2 separate regions of the Mus musculus genome follow, and region 1 is linked to region 2. The links are chromatin loops, found by intact Hi-C in ENCODE. Cell type or tissue: heart. All regions are shown on one strand. Each heading gives the region's core, and the rest is flanking DNA. Links, peaks and the distances in the headings are about the cores only. Region 1 overlaps Rai14 (retinoic acid induced 14). Region 2 holds the start of Rai14 (retinoic acid induced 14).

The links. A loop is a pair of places that touch in the nucleus more often than their neighbours do. Peaks named below come from ENCODE experiments on the same cell type or tissue, not always from the same donor. Only the 100,000 strongest peaks of a DNase experiment are listed, where the experiment ranks them.
Region 1: it touches region 2 in a loop (2.0-fold over the local background); 1 of 42 quality-filtered maps calls a loop at or near these places.

Annotation. Positions count from the first base shown.
Region 1 is chr15:10,627,972-10,636,302 of GRCm38, forward strand. It overlaps Rai14 (retinoic acid induced 14), which reads right to left. Exons shown (of 18, transcript NM_001166408.1): 3 at 5,165-5,295. Among named protein-coding and RNA genes, the nearest start is that of Gm10389, 32 kb to the left of the region's middle. In heart, for the core only: no CTCF peak of the experiment used is centred there; no DNase peak of the experiment used is centred there; H3K27ac peaks cover 1,456 bases.
Region 2 is chr15:10,710,184-10,718,514 of GRCm38, forward strand. Rai14 (retinoic acid induced 14) reads right to left here and starts at 4,448. Exons shown (of 18, transcript NM_001166408.1): 1 at 4,340-4,448. 4930556M19Rik (RIKEN cDNA 4930556M19 gene) reads left to right here and starts at 4,653. Exons shown (of 7, transcript NR_045063.1): 1 at 4,653-4,797; 2 at 6,465-6,591. It overlaps Gm52214 (a long non-coding RNA gene), which reads left to right. Exons shown (of 3, transcript XR_003951644.1): 3 at 1-125. In heart, for the core only: a CTCF peak has its summit at 5,146; DNase peaks (open chromatin) are centred at 3,788 and 4,578; H3K4me3 peaks cover 3,391 bases; H3K27ac peaks cover 2,507 bases; H3K27me3 peaks cover 3,045 bases.

The DNA of each region.
Region 1 (8,331 bases), core at 56-8,055, 82 kb before region 2:
CGACAGAAAGCAGAAGGCTATGAATCAGGGGATAAGGAATACCAAAACCTGGGCTCCAAGTTCCTGAGCAGCTTCAAGAGAGAAACACTTGGTCCACACAATCTATGACTACCTAAGACCAACCTTCAAAAGGAAGCTGTACAGTGACTCTGCAGAGAGGGGCAGAGGCTGCAATCGCATACTGTACGTAACTATTTAGATAATTTACAAGTCCTCTGCAAGAAGAACTAGACAAGGCTGGTCACATGGTGTCACTTGATTTCTCAGACAGAACTGCTGGTACCAATTCTCTAACGCAGCCCTACTCTGAGCAAACAGAAAGGCAGAGGGTGGAAAAGGTCACCGGCCAGAGAAGTGCCTTACTATACTGGCGTGCAGAGCTCAAAAGCGCTTTCTCTACATCCCACTTCCATGGTTGTTTAAAAATATTTTCACGAGTTTTTGCTTTCGGGGCCAAAGAGATCAGGTTTCTAAAATGTGGACTACACACTCTTCTCTCTCTCTCTCTCTCTCTCTCTCTCTCTCTCTCTCTCCCTCTATTTCTCTCTCTCTCTCCCTCCCTCCATCTCTTTCTCTTCCTCCCTCCCCCACCCCCTGCACCCCTTTCTGTCTGTAAGGTCTATGTACATATACCCTGGTGAGTATTTGTTCAAATACTATGGTCCCAGTAGTGATTTTATTTAGTCTGGTTGTTCCTAAGACAAACACACATAACTTTAATTAAAGGCATATCCAACACAGGGGAAAGCATCTTGAAGCAATTAGGCTCTTCCCCCGTAAGGTTTTGGGGTTCTGTCACCCCCCTGCTTCCCTACCTCCCCATGGAAAGAGCCCAGATGGGGCGGAGGAAAGCCAAGCCTAATTCCACAAACAGCCTGGAGCGGTAACTTTCTGCCCCGCTCTGTTCTATTTTGTCGTCTTCCCGCCAAGTCACCACTCCTATTTTACCCTTTCCTAAATGAATTCCAGCCGTTCAACCGCTTTTTCCTTTTTTTGGATTTTGGTTTTTTTTTTTAAACTCCTCTGTGATCAGTGTCAGAGGAAGAAATTTTCTGACAGTTTCGCCTCTCGCCATGGATGACAGGGGATACTCAGGAAGAGATGAAAAAGTTTTGGGAATTTCCAAGCTACCCATCTGGTCTTGGGATATGGAAGTTTCTGGAGAATGTCTGGGCAATGGCTGCCTTGACCACCGCATTCTTGGGACTTCTGGGCTTGCTGAACATCTGGATAATACACGCTGAGAGCTTTTCTATTGAAACTGCCCGGGACGCAGGGGTATGGGAATAGTAGCTTTTCCAGAGTTGCTATTCCCTAGATCCCAAGTTAATTCTCCACTCCTAGGTAATTTATCTATGAAGCCTTATAAGAAAAAAAAAAAAGGTTTTCTCCAGAGCAAGCACAGCAAATGGTTCTTTTGTGCCTACAACACAGGGAAAGCCTAACTCAACAAAAATGGCATGACCCTTGCCGTGCAGGAGTTTCACTACTGATGACATTCAGATCCTTTGGAACGCTGGGCTTTCCTCAGTGGAAGTGTCACTATGTCACTTCTGCTCCTGTTCTTTCCGAACCATCAAACGCACCTGGAAGATCCTGGGCAGATCCATCAACGTCTGGACTGCAGAAGAGGTAGGGACAGGTAGGAGAAGAGGTCACATAGAGAGACGATGTTTACATAGTGGAGAGATGCCCTTGAATGACCACAGCAAGACTCTGCACTCAGGCACAACCCCTTACCCTGAACGCGCTCTACAAGAGGGTTCTGCAGCCCCATTTTGCTGTGGAACTATATACAAGGCAGAAAATGAGGCCAAACGTGGCCAAGGACATGATTTCCAAGTTCATGATGCGGCCTTAATCTTCAGAGAGAGAGGCAAAGCACCTCTTACAGTGGACACCAGTGACCTCTATAGGCTCCATGAGGCTGGTCCAGCCAAGAGCTACAGCTGAAGGGACAAGGCTAAGGCAAGGAGGGAAGTCTCACGGGGCTCTTTTTTTTTTTTTTATAACAGAAGCCTCGATGTGAACATTGTTACAGGATGCTAAAGTGACATGGAAGATGGTTTCTCGGTCTCTCCGCCTAACCTCAATGTGAATATTGCAACCGTAGGGTTGGACTAGAAATATAAGGCCAGATAAGACTTAATTCCACCGTGCCTTTAAATCTTAAATTCTTACCAGTTAATAAGCTCAGTCCTCACATACGTATCCTGAGCAGGAAAAGGAAGTATTGACAGATGACGACGTATGGAAAAATCCCACACTGGAAAAGGGATCGCCTTTCTTTCATTAGTTCTTCGAACTTTTTATGTAAGGATCTTTAACGGGGAGAACAAAGTTGACTTCCAAGTGGGAGTGCCTTGGGAGAGCGAGATAGGGACAGCCTTGCTTTTATCATCTGAAAAATGGAAGCAGGGGTTTCCATGCCGCTTCTATGTAGCGTACGAGACCAGAATGAACTCTGGCACGTATAAAACATGGATGGACCCTGAGCACACACACTAAGTGAAGAAGCTAGAGGCTACATACATAACTCCATTTACATGAAATATTCAGAAGAGGCAAACACAGAGAGCTTGCACACTCATTAATGATTGTCAGGGGGAGAGGTTGGGAATGGCTACCTGGTGAGAACGAAGTTTCCTTGGGGACGTCGAACCTCATTGTGAAACTGAACTGTAGATTTTAAAATCATTAACATGCTTAGTTTTATGTGATGTGCCTTCTGCCACAGTAGAAAAGAGAGACTAGACCATGGCCATCTTCGCCATCTATTCTAAACAGAATAAATAGGAAATAAGGAAAAAAATTTCATAAGGTATTCCCGCCTGTGTCTAAGTTACAAACTAGCAAATTTTTCTTCATTTTAGTGAGTGTTGTCTTGGTGCTGACAGGAGCCTGATATGGCTGTCTCCTGAGAGGCTCTGCCATTGCCTGACAAATACAGAGGTTCATGCTCTCGGCCAACCATTGGACTAAGCACAGGGTCCCCAATGCTGGAACTAGAGAAAGGACCCAAGGAGCTGAAGGGGTTTGCAGTCCCATAGGAGGAACAACAATATGAACCAACCAGTACCCCCAGAGCTCCCTGGGACTAAACCACCAACCAAAGAGTACACATGGAGGAACCCATGGCTCCAGCTGCATATGTAACAGAGGTGACCTTGTGGGACATCAATGGGAGGAGGCCCTTGATCTTGAGAAGGCTCAATGCTCCAATGCAGGGGAATGCCAGGACAAGGAAGCAGGAGTGGGAGGTTGGTGAGCAGGAGGAGGGGGAAGGGGATAGAGAGTTTTCAGAGGGGAAAAGAGGGAAGGGGATAACATTCGAAATGTAAATAAAGAACGTATCTAATAAGCTGGCATGGTGGCACATGCCTTTAATCCCAGCACTTGGGAGGCAGAAGCAGGCGGATTTCTGAGTTTAAGGCCAGCCTGGTCTACAAAGTGAGTTCCAGGACAGCCACGGCTATACAGAGAAACCCTGTCTTGAAAAACCAAAAAAAAAAAAAAAAAAAAAAAAAACCCAACCAACCAACCAAAAAAACAACGAAAGAAAGTATGTAATAATAATAATAAAAGCCATCATAAGCACTTATCTTGCCTTCCCCTGGGATGACGATAAAAGGCTGTCTTATGCAGACCCCTGGTCACAAGGAATAGTTGTAGAAAGGCTGTGGAAGATTAGTACAAAAGGCACCATCTCTCACCAGAAATGTCAGGACAAAAGAATAGACTTCCGGGGGGCGGGGACACAAGGTGCAGAGTCAGGACAGCTTTTTAAGGCACCTGAGGCAATTCCAGTGCAGAGGCTCCCTGTGTGAGAGCCACTAGCCTGGAGTGAGAAAGAAGAAACCGTTTCTTGAATGTCTCCTATGGGGGAGGATTGTGCTAGCTTTGTACCTACAACCATGGGCCATCCATACTCTCTTGAACCTTTACTAACCATCAACACATCACGGCCTCTAGGAAGAAGCTCTACCTCTACGGAACAGAAGATGCGGACAAATACCCCATTTGCTTTACCTAAACTCAAAGGAAAGTGAAGGTTTATAAAAAGGGGCCAGGCAATGAGGACGTGGGGCTCTGTAAGAGCCATATGGCCTTTGCTGTAATTATCCAGTTCTACCTTTGTCGCCCAGCGGCAGCCATGGACCAGGACTTAGTGAACAGCAGGCATCGCGCCATGTTGGCCAGCTCCGCAATAAATGTAGTATTTCTGGAAGTTCTCAGAAAAGTGTCCCAGCCACCAACTGGAGAAGCCAACCAATAACAACCCCACACCTACACTTCTTTTCAGAGCTGCTGGAATCTCTGGCGACAGACGCTACTGGCACACAAGCCGCTTCTCCTGAGGACACCCAAAGTGAGGCTCAGTCAGGAATCACCATGAGGCTCAGTGGCACACACCATTAGTCCCAGCAACTGGGATTCAGAGGGAGGCACATATCTGTGAGTTCAAGGCCAGTATGGTCAACATAGTTGAGTTCTGGGATAGCCAGGAGGAGTACAGTGAGTCCTTGTCTTAACAAGAATGAAACAAAGTAAGGCTCAAGGATTAGGAGGTCATAAGTATTATAATGGCCACATGAGAGGCCTCATGGAGGTGGCTCCAACATTACTAATCTCAATACCGCGCCCCCTCTGGTAAGCAGGAATTTGAGGCATACAAACACAAAGCAAAAATCTTCCTATAGCTCTCACACAACCACGACCTCTGCTAAAGGGTGGCTTACTGAATTACAAGCAGTAAGGTTTGAAAGCTGTGCTGTTCCTTATCTAGGGGAGAATTTATTTCCCATCTGCCAACCGCTCGCAACCCTGGTGCTATTTGTTCTCTGGTGCAATTGTTGGTTGGTTGTTTCCAGGAACAGCTAATGGCCACGAGGGGAAAGTTCAACGTATAATTTGGAGTTGGATGGGAAAGGAAACAGACCCAGACACGTTTTCGCATGGGGTTAGGAAGAAGTCAGCACTAGTTGTTTTTTTTTTTTTTTTTGAAGGCCCCCAAAGCATTGGTCAAACTCCCCTTGATGAATAAGTCAGCATTTCGGGGTTTGGTTTTTGTTTCTTACAGTGTTGGCGATGGAGCCCAGAGCAGCAGACACACTACCACAGACATGCTCCCCACCCTTAACAAGCCAGTATTATTCTCTCTTACGCGGTCTTGCCCTCGCTGTCATGCTTCGTGGCGCTGGCCCCTTTCTTGCCCAGCAGTGAGGCCACCTTCTCAGCATCTCCGTTCTCCACAGCCTGCAGCAGACGGTCATCATTCTTGTTCCACTCGTTTGTCTGTGGGGCAAAAGGTAGAGAGAGGTAGAGGGATGAGCAACAGCAGCCATGGCCAGCATCAAACCCTGCTCAAAGCAAGCAGCTTTCAAAACCGCCTTCCACTTCACCGTGGGAACAACCAAGAAGGCTAGCTTTCCCAAAGAAAGCATCCACAGTTGAATGAAATACCAGCCATCAGCAAACTCCAACAAAGGGTCACTTCCTTCAGGTACCCTTCAGAAGATGAAGCAATGTAGGACTATGGGGTCAGCTTACTCATTAGCTAATGGCTAGCTAACCTTGACAGCTGGTGCCTGAGAACGGTGCCTGAGAACGCAGGCCTTTGACCTAGTGCACAGTTCACTCAAGGGCACGGTGAAACCAAACCAAACTGGCCGACAGTTCAAGGTTACCAAGGGCTTAAACATGAGTTCTTCCTTTTGGCCTGTATACCAGGCCTCAATTCTCTGAGCTGTTCAGACTACTGACTCTATCCACAAAAAGTGTCTCTGACCAACTTAGTGCACATCAAACAGTCAGTGCAATTGAGGAGCTGAATTCCTACAACTTTGAGGAACCAGTATTAAGTCCCGCATGGAAAAGCACAACCCGGTATGATCACTTCCTATTATATTTTTATTTAAGTTTGTCTGAGCAATGGTCCTCCCCTTCCTGCTGCAACAGTTTACTAACAAACGCAGAATGAGGTGTCACCTCGACTACAACCCAAGCTCCCCATCGAATCGAAGACAACAGCTCGTGGTGAGGACACCAGTGTTCGTTACCAGCCTAAGTCTTGTGTCACTTAACTGCAGCACAGGCTAAGAAACACAGAGCGGTGGCTTTCTCCCAGAGTTCATTTTATAAACAAGAAAATGCTTCACTAAAGTACACTTAGGGTCAGTGACCTCTAGCTATATAATCTTGAGATGGAAAAGTATGGTCCTGTAAAATCCTTCCCTAACCTAAACCGGCTAAACTAAAACTAGATAGGGCCGGTCAGAAGAATGTGAAATCTTTAATGGGACTGAAAGCACTTAAGCTGGGCAAGGCCACATGAAAGGATTTCCTGTCCGCTGCTGCTGCTCCAGTGAAAAACCTGATGGTGAGGGTTTCCTAAATCAGTTCCAGGCGGACCTCTGGGGAAGACGTGGCAAGAAAGGGCCCCTTCCTATACAGCAAGGGCACTTGCCTGAGGGCTGAAGGGACCCTGATCTTGGCTCTCTGAGCCTCTTTGAGCAAATGAAGCAAAGAGAAGATGGATTCTCCAAGGTGAATGTTCAATAATCTGCAACAGCATTCAGTCTGTAAGTGCTGCACATGGGGCGCATGGTGGGCAGGGGGACATGGCTCACACACAGCAGGGAGCTTAAGAGTTTGAATGGCGCTGGGGAGATGGCTCAGCAGCTGGGAGCACTGACTGCTCTTCCACAGGTCCTGAGTTCAGGTCCCAGCAACCACATGGTGGCTCACAGCCATCTGTGGTGAGATCTGATGCCCTCTTCTGGTGTGTCTGAAGACAGCTATACAGTGTACTTATATATAATAAATAAATAAATCTTTAAAAAGAAAAGTTTGAATGGAGGAAGCATTCAGAGCAAACTGGAAGGCAGAGCTGGAAAAGTGCCCCTGACTTTTTTCTACAGTTCATCTTGCTCAGGAAGCCCCTCCTTATTCATAGGTGCCTCCATACTCTCCCTCCGCCAGGCACAGCATGGGGCATGCGTGAGAAGCATCCTGAGGCCATTGCCCTTAGCAATCTAGAAGCTAATCCCGAGCTATGACCCTAAATCTTCTGTCCCTCCACCATTAACAGAAGAGACAGCAGCAGGCAGGCACTCAGGTTTAACAGATCCAATGCCTGGCTTAGTGTTAAAGGCGCACACGGGGCTCCGGTCACAAGTCCTTCTTACTGGAAATTACAAGAAAAACAACGGAAGCCCCTGCTTTAGAACACTCCTGTCAACCACCACTTACATGCAGGCCAACTTCTAAAGCTGACCAGGGCCCCGCAGGCTCTCAGGACCTTCCCGCTGACCTCTCTCTCTGCATCTCTGCTCTGCTGTGTCCTCTGGGGCCACCTACTCAGCTCACTGAGGCCTACTGTCTAGACGAGATGAAGTATGGCATCCTGCTTTGGCTGGGGAGGGGGTGTCTGGCTTGTTCCCTGAAGACTCTGAGCTGCAGCCTTTGTTTCTTACATCCCTGGAGCCTGCGGAACGCTCAGTATGCGCCCCCTCCTGACTAATCTAAATCTCTCTTGACTTAGCAAATGTTTGCGCTGTCATAATAAAATTCTTTCATTCTCTTGCAAACAATTAAATCATGTTTCGGTCTTTTTAAAAATACATTTACGGCCTGGATGAATCCGACTTCCTTAGCTTTTCCACAAGAAGGCCGGCTTTCCAAGATTTTTAATTGTGTATACTTTCCCCAAATTTCTTCATGACTAAGATGCCAAACCTCATAAATTCACTCGAGGTGAGCCCAGTGTCTCCCTCATGAGAACCACCCAGGTGCTGGTTGAGTCTGTCGACTGCTGGTTCCATTCTAAAGATTCTGGCCCAGCATTTAAGGTGGTTCCCAGGAATTGTTTAGGTCCAACAACTACTCTCACCGATCCCATTCAGGGACAGTCAGAATCTTATGTCAAGGCTGGCTAGAGAATTTGAAGCAATTTCGTCCTCCACAAGGAATTCCTTAATAGGAATGGAATAGGAAAATGAGAGAAATTCTCCATTCAAGCGCTGCTATGTTACCTCCCACAAAAGCTCAGCGAACAGTAGGCCTTCACTCAGGGATGCGTGATCAATGCGTCCATCAGATCTACTGCAGAATGTTAACAGAACCGCTCAAAAGAGACAAATTTATAAATGGCCCCATATCCAAAAAGGTTATTACAGTACAGTCAACAAGGGGAGGCTCAAGGCAACCGGAGTGAACATCACGGACGGTTGGTTATCAGAAACAAAGGCTGAGCGAAGTCAAGTTCAACACGCAAAGCCCCACCTCGTATGATTATGTGCATGTAAAGAGAAATTCGGGAGCCATGGAACT
Region 2 (8,331 bases), core at 162-8,161:
AACCTCGAAGACCTGTTTCAGAGAGACGTGGTATGGAGGGGAAAGATCAGCCCATTCCCATCAGTGACATTGGGAGGACAAGATTACTAAGAAAAAAGAGAGAAGTATAAGACCAAGAATCGCGTTCTTTCTTTTCCCTTAAATTTATATTCAGGCAGAAAAATACTGGAGAAAAAGTACATCAAGACACAGGTACTCTGAGGGCTTACACAGTGGCACAGAGAGGATTTTTTTTTTTTTTTTTTTTTTTTTTTTTTTTGGTAAGCATTCTTTAAATCCCATTAGAACCTGTAAATGATAAATGACTCTACTGAACATCTGACACCCTCAGAATGCCCAACATGTGCGGAGGAAGAAAGTTCGGGAGAAAACTAGTGAGTAGGACATGAAAAGAGCAAGCATAGCATTAGTAGGTGGGCTTGATGGCCTGTGCTATACTAAGTCTATACACTGGGCAGAGGTAGGAGTGAAGAGGCCAGTAGGGTCTAGGACTGTACCATTACATACGCTGATTCAATAAGAAGCATCTTACGGTCACTCACATGTACCCCGTATGTACGGGGAGCTACTATATCCACACTGCTCTCAGTACTCATGTGACAGTGATTTAAAAAAAAAAAAAAAGATGTAGCAGGGCGTGGTGATGCACATCTTTAATCCCAGCACTCGGGAGGCAGAGGCAGGGGATTTCTGAGTTCAAGGCCAGCCTGGTCTACAAAGTGAGTTCCAGAACAGCCAGGGCTATACAGAGAAACCCTGTCTCAAAAAACCAAAAAAAAAAAAAAAAACAGATGTGACTCTCTTACCCTTCTGACCTGTACTCTAGCACAGAAAGACAGTACTGATGTAAACTAAGGTAAATGGTAAGGTAACAAGGGGCCACACAGGGGAGCAAACAGGGAAGAGGTTCACTCTTCCAGGTTACACTGCTCAGGAGCCAGATGTGTCTGAGCGAGCACCTCAGGGGAAATGGCCAGAGCCAATGTAGGGGAGATGGGCTCTGGGGAGAAGGAACAGCAAAGGCCAAGAGCTGGAGGCCAGGATGAGCCTCAAAGCCTGAGGGAAGAAGACGGAAGCCAATAGGTCCGGAAGCCTAACTCTTCTCTGAGGAGCTGGGTACCATATTAGGGACAAGTTATGTCATTAACACGGCCACATTTTCATAGAGGAGAGGCCTGCCTCCATGCATGCATAATTAACACCCTCGGGCCTAAAAAAAAACCGGAAGAAATGAGCAAGAGGATAGTGAACAATCCCAGGTCAGGCAACCAGCAAGGTTTTAGCATATGTATCCCAAGCTCAGCACCACAATGCTTTAAAACAAAGAAAACCCAGCCAAGTTCATCTAAATGTTTACTATTTAAAACTGATCCGTGTTCCCTTTCTTACCTAACAGATGGCTGTTAGGTGACAGATGACAGGACCCTAATCCTCACTGAGAAATGAATGAAATAGCCAAAGTGACCTTCGGAGATCTCACTATCCTAGCAACTGGCTTCGAGAACCTGTGAACGAGGGAACTTGTCTCTCGGGGTATGCACTGCTACACCTCCGCATATTACAGTCAAATAAATAAATACATAGAGGTGGTGGGCTCTCCCTCAGCTAAAAGGGTGCCTTTAACAGTTAAGCCCTGGAAACCAGTTTTCACTTGTCAAGGGAATAGACACACTGTATTATTTACCTAAGAGAATGGCCTGCAGTAGCTAAGTGTGAGTAGAGACCTACATGGACCTCAAACAAAATTACTAGAGAAGCAAGTTGTATGGTGCCATGAATGTAAAACTAGGCTCATAAATGCTCAAGAATCTTCGTAGACCCACAGAGAAGGACCCGACACGCTTGGGAACTATGTATGTACTAACTGGACATCTGTGCTTGCTCGGGGCTAAAAGAAAAGAAGAAAAGGCAGATAACGTATTTGTTTTTATCTGAGGGAGGGAATAGGAAGAGAATTCATAAGCAACTTTTAAACCTATACAGTGGAAAGATGAATGCCTTACTATGCTCAATTTTCACTTATCGTTGAACCATTTCACATGTATTTCTATTGTGGAAGACAAGCTGGTTAGGAAAAGAAGAAAGGGGAAGACAAGGCTTGCCTACATCCTGTTCACCTCAAGGCCCACATGGCTTTAACTTCAAATCTCAGTTTCTCTACCTGTAAAGTTGGGTGGCTCTGGGGTGGGAGTTAACATGGCTGCAACATCCAAGTTAGCATACCACAGGCCCTGCGCTTGACAGCCAGTAACAGGAAAAAGGATCAAAGCGGCCATGTTGCCCAGCAGGTACAGAATCTTTCTGCCAAGCCTGAAGCCCTGAGCTCAGTTCCCCAAACCCACGTCATAGGAGAGAACTAACTGGACAAGTTGTCCTCCCATCTCCACAGCATGTACTGGTGCTCACATGAAAACATACAGGTAGACATCCACACACACATACATACATGTGCATACAATTGCACATACACCCATTTCTCTCTCTCTCTCTCTCTCTCACACACACACACACACACATACACACACACATACACACACACACACAGAGCAAACAAAAACAAGGGAGGCAGTGTTTGTACCTTCTGCTTACACACGTTAAGAAGTGGGAGTCTGGAGACAGTAAACGTTAGGGGCCACTATATTACTTTTTCACCGAATCCCCAGTGACTGGGGAGCCCATTCTTAGTCAGTTTTACTATGACAGCACAAAGATCTTTGAACTGGGCTATGTATGAACTCCTACACTGCCCTTTAAAGTCATAAAAACACATCTAAGGATGCAAATGTAAATAATACAATAAATTCATTCACGAAGCATCTCCACAGTTGGAGAAAAAACTGACAGCCCCGCACAGGATGTCTCTCCCAGTACTTAGTCAACAAGAATGGGATTTCTTCTGATAAAATTGGCTGTCTTATAAGCCTAAGGGAGAAAAGACTCCGATAGTAAGTTATCATTAACAGTTAAAAATTAAACCCATCAGTCAAAAACAAAACAAAACGACTCGCTTTCTCACGTGTAAGCAAGGGCCCAGCACTGGTGGGACAAAGCGAAGTCCAACCTCCCTGGGATTCACAGGCTTTTTTCCAATTCCGTTCAAACCCATAGGAGATGCAAGTTCTCGCTAAAAGAGCAAACGCTAGATCCGCTAAAGGGACAAACCTTGTTCTTCTCTAGGCCAGCCTTCACAACCTTGAGATCTCATACCCCAGACAATAAGCAGTCTTCTAGTCCCAGGCAGCTCTGCTCTGCGCTATTCTTCCTAAAGCCGATAGCATTCAAATCACCAGAGTTCAGAGTGAAGGGAAGGAGCAGGTACGAAGTGAGTGGCCTTGCATCTGCATACTTGGTAACGACGTAAAGTTGAGCTGAGCTGGGCTCCTTAGAAAAGAAAGCCTGGCTTTATATAAAGCTCAGGCCTCTGTGAGGTCACCCCTGCCTCTTTAAGTCACAGTGGGCTCCATCTGCTTTAATCTCCCCATCTGTTGCCTTTCCATACTTAACCCCCCTCCACCAAAGGAAATGTGAAATCCAAAATGAAAAACTACTGGAAACTGCAGAACCTAAACTGGCGACACAAACTGGCCCAAGACAGTAGGCGAGAGTTGAAAGAAGGATGGATGCTTGCCCTCCCGGACGGGTCGCGAAGGATGCCGACCTAAGCCCAGCAGCTTGGAATGTTTCCCAACTCCAGCATCCTCCTCCCTGCCCTCCTAGGAGCTGTGGTGGGGGAAAATGACAAGGAGAGTTGGGGGTAAGGGGTAGTGGCAGGCCCAGGGTGGTCTCGCCTGCGCCCTCCAGACAGCTCACCAGCTCCCTTGAGTCCGTAAAGGAACAATAGCGGACTGTGGGTCTCCAGAGCCACCGGGCGTCTCTCGCTCCCACCTCCCGTCTCCGGCTTTTCCAAGTTCAGTCAAGAGGTGGGTCGAGCCAGGGAGCAAGGACTGGGGCACCGGACCCGGGGCAGGGCACGAAAGTGGGACGGGCTGCCCCGGGGGCGCAGCCACAGCGTCCTCTCGGGTCCGGTCATTCATTCCCACCCGCGCTCCCTCCGCAGACACCCCGCGCCACTGTCCCGCACCAGACCGCCAGAGGAGGCGAACCCCCTTTCCAAACTAGGTCGCACCTCTCTCTCTTTCTGCCAGATCCCCACTATCCTCCCGTTCCTCCACCCCACCCCCCCTTCCAACTGTCTTCCGTGGTCAGTGAGCGGCCAAAGCTCTGTCCAGACCAAAACTCCCGCCCGCTCCTCTCGGCGCCCGGAGCTCTGCGCAGCCCCAGACACAAAGGCGGGGACCGAGTCCAGAGCCCGCACCCCAGCCTCGCCGCCGCCACTCACCCCATCCAAGCGGCGGCCTCAGCTCCTGGCCCCGCTGGCCGTCCCGCCCGCCGCTTCCCCAGGAAAGTGCGGCTGCCGGGCTCGCTTCCTGCTCGGCTTCCTGCGCTGGGTCCCTCCTCCTCCTCCTCCTCCTCCTCCTCCTCCTTCTCCTCCTCCTCCCGACGCGGGGTCAGTGGGCGCTCAGCTCCGGGGCTCCGCCGGCAGGGCGGGGGCAACGGCAGCACCACCACGTGGCCGCCGGGCGCCGGCCCCCGACCTGGATCCCGTGGGCTCCAGGAGGGAGTTGCTAGCCACTCCCACTCCGCGCGGCCCCAAATTCCGGGAGTCAGGTGACCTGGCCCCGGAGCTGCTCCCTGGACCTGCGGGAGGTGCTCTGCGACCGCCCACGCCCCGGCCCGCGGCGCGTCCCGGACGTCCACGCTTGCGTTTCTGCGGATCGTGGGAATCCTTCTGCGTGGGTCTGTCTCACACCTTAACTTGAAGTTAGTGAGATCCGCGGTATGCGGGTTCCACCGCTGGGGTAGGATAAGGGCTCGGAAAAAGTACTTGTTTCTGGTCAGTTTCCAAAGTTATCTGTAGTCTTAGGAAAAGCCGAGTCACCGACCCAAGCCCCCTCTGAACCAGACTGAGATCGGTTCCATTTCCAGTGTGAACGAAAAGAAAGTAAACCAGAATGTACTTACATTTTCTGGGCTAAACCAGTTGGTTGGAGCGACTGTTTCCTAACACTCCTCAGGTGTAAGACAAAACTTAGTTGTGTTCTGCTCAGGGCTTGGGAGACTATCTACAGCCTGGACTGGCCGGCTAGATAGGGGCAGGAGCGCCCTCAGCGGGGTGTCTTGAGTTTGGAAGTCCTGAGATCCGGTAAAGCTTCCCTCCCCCAGACCACCAGGACCGGACCTCTGAACCGAATCGACCCTTCCATTAATTCTGAGGGTTTGAAATCTCACTATTATTCCCCTAATTTAAGCAGGGATTTTAGTCCCACTAGCCAGCTAGATCGTAAAAAGTTTGACTCACCAAAGCTCCATGGGACTCCTGGTTGGTGTTGTGTCTTTCGCACAGAAAGGTTTCTAGAGTAAGCAGATCCTAGCTATTTTTGCTAGGATCGCCTGTAAGTCCACTGAAGTAAGGAGGAAAAACAACCAGTTCCAACAGAAGTGAGAGTCACCCTAACAGCAATCAGTGTACAGTATCTTGACTTTGTGTGTTACCATCGGATCGGGTGGTTTGTTTTTTTTTGTTTGTTTGTTTTTTTTTACCCCACCCCTTCACTCCTTTCCCTAAGAGAACACCTTGCCTTAGCTTTCACAAGCGAACTTGCCAACTAGAAAACAAAAGCTTCATCTTTAGCTCAATAGTCTTTACTTCCTAAGTACCATACATCAAAAAGAATCCCTGGGGGGGGGGGGCGGGGCAGGGGAGTGGGAGTGGGGAGCCAATTCAAAGCAAGATACACACTTTTACACATGTGATGTGGAACTAAAAACCACACTAAAAGAAACAATTGACAGCACCCTGTGTAGTGTGGGCCATTTCTTCTAACCGGGTTTTGATCTTGGGTTCTTTAATCAGTTACCAACAGAGTATTTAAGTACCTTCTACCGATCCTCCAGCTGGAGGAAAGGTAACCACCTGTGGATCTGCTTTTTGTTGAATCAGAGGCAGCTGGGAGGGTGGTACAGCCTGTCAAAGGCTCCTTTGGAAATGCCAGTGTGTGCATATTGTTTAGGAAACCGACGACAAACTGTAGTTAAACTATTCAACAAGTGTCTCTCTAACCAGCCTTTCATCACCCAAGTCTTCGCCTCTGCTTATCTTTCCTGGTCACCTGAAAAGACCCCTTTCTCACGCTGCCCTGTTCCCATAGGTGCCTTGTGTGCTACCCTCATTAGTTTATAACTCAGCCCCCATCAGCAAGTTTGATGTGTGTGAGGCACTGTGTGGAGGGGAGACTGTGCCAAAACCGTTTGCAGATTCAATCTTTTCAAACTCAAAATTAACACCCAGTGTACTCTAGAGTCTTCAACCTTCCTTAGACAACCCTCAAAATGCTTCCTCCTGCACAGAAATCGGTTTGGGGTTAAGTAACGTCTTCTCATTGTTTTGTTTTTGTTTTGCCCAGGAGTTTTAGAAATGCTAACCGAGCTCAGGTTTTGAACATGTCTGGGACTGTGAATTGGCTGCCAGAATGAAGTGAGTAACTGCTATCTAAAGACTGTTAAAATCTGATGGGATAAACAGGTTACATGGTAGGTATAACTTTTTTGTAACCCATTTTTATTACGGGTTTAACCTCTCCTCTAGCCCACCACCCAGTAGAGGTAGTGGAAGAGAAAGGTTATTAGGATATGGGGAGAGAGGACCTGCTTAGCAATAGTTTTGGGGGGCAAATTCAATCTTCTTTGGCAGCAGTTCAGTAGCAAACACCAAATATGACTTAGCAGCTGTAGACCAGTCCTCTAGGCAGGCAGACACCAGGCATAAACCAGCAGCTACAGTCTAGTTCTTTTAGTAAGAAGACACTAGACAGCTGTATCTCAGTCCTGAGGAACCTGCCGGGCTCACCAACCTGCCGCAGAAACCACAAGCTGTTGCAGGAACCTCACAAGCAGTTCTTGGGAAGTTCTACTCAATGGCGGCGTTATCACAAGTTGAGCTCAACAACACCATGTAAGGCGAACCAATATATGTGTGTTGTTAGCAAAGAATAATGAAGTGGAGCAAAGCCAACCAATGCTCAGTGCTGTCTCCCACTGTCTGTGGGGTCATATTTATACTTCTTTATCAAGCATCCTTTTGTGTGTTTGCTCTCTCAAAACATCCTTTCACCTGTGTCCACGTTAGCTAAAGATTCCTTCATATGTTTGCCCCAGCAAAACACCACCTAACTGACTTTCCAAAGTACCCTTAAGTTTCCACTTCATTGCATTCCTTGCCTGCATGCCTTACCCCCAGAAAGGTAAGTGTTGCACAATATATATTGCATATATGATGAATAATAAGAGCAAAGAGGCCAGGTGATCAGATCCATTTTTTTTTTTTTTTTTTTTTTTTTGGCTTTGAACTTGAAGTGTTTTAGCCTCTTCTGGTCTCCCTTTCCTAATCAGTGAAAGAACATCAGAATATTCAACTCCATGACCTCTCAGAAAAAGCACACTAAAACTAAAATATTTGGTGTGTGGACAGTGCTGCGGTTTGGATCTGAAGTGTCCATTGTGTGTTCAAGGCATGATCCCCAGGACTGTGCTATTGAAAAATGATGAAACTTTTAGTAGGGACAGGGAGGCTTTTCAGTCCAAAGACATGTGCCCTTGAAGGGGTCTGTGACACTCAAGTAGCTTTTTATCTTTGCTCCTGGCCATGAGGCAAACAGCTTGATGGTGCCATGAATGCTGGCCACCATGCAGTGCTTGACACAAGTCTAAGAGCAAGCGTCATGACCGACGGATCATGGAGTGCAGCCTCCGTAACAGTGAACTAAAATAAGGCTTTCAGCAAGGAGTGATGGGTAGCACGTGCCAATAATCTCAGCTCTTGGCAGGAGAATCAGGAGTACAAAGTCATCTTTATGCTCATGGTGAATTCAAGGCCAGATCAGGCTACAGGAGACCTCATCTCGAGTGTCCAAATTAATTAATTAAAGCTTATCTTTTCATAGTCTGATTATCTCTAGTATTGTGTTACAGTGATGGGAAGCAGACTCAGCACACAGTCCCCTCTCTGTCTAGGCAAAAGCAGCCAGGCTGAGAGAACCATGGAGCTCTGAAGCCAGTCCCAAGAAGAAGCAGAAGACATAATACAAGCAGAAGACAGGGAGAGAATATTCTACGCGTATATACACAGGCTCAAGTATTCATTAAAAACATAAAAGCATTCTTTTGATATCTCCCAGTAGAAAGCCATGAACACAGGGAAAACATTCATAAAATAACTTTAGGTTGTAAAATGTAGCAAGTCTGTGGTGGAAAAGCAGCTTCAAAACACAACTG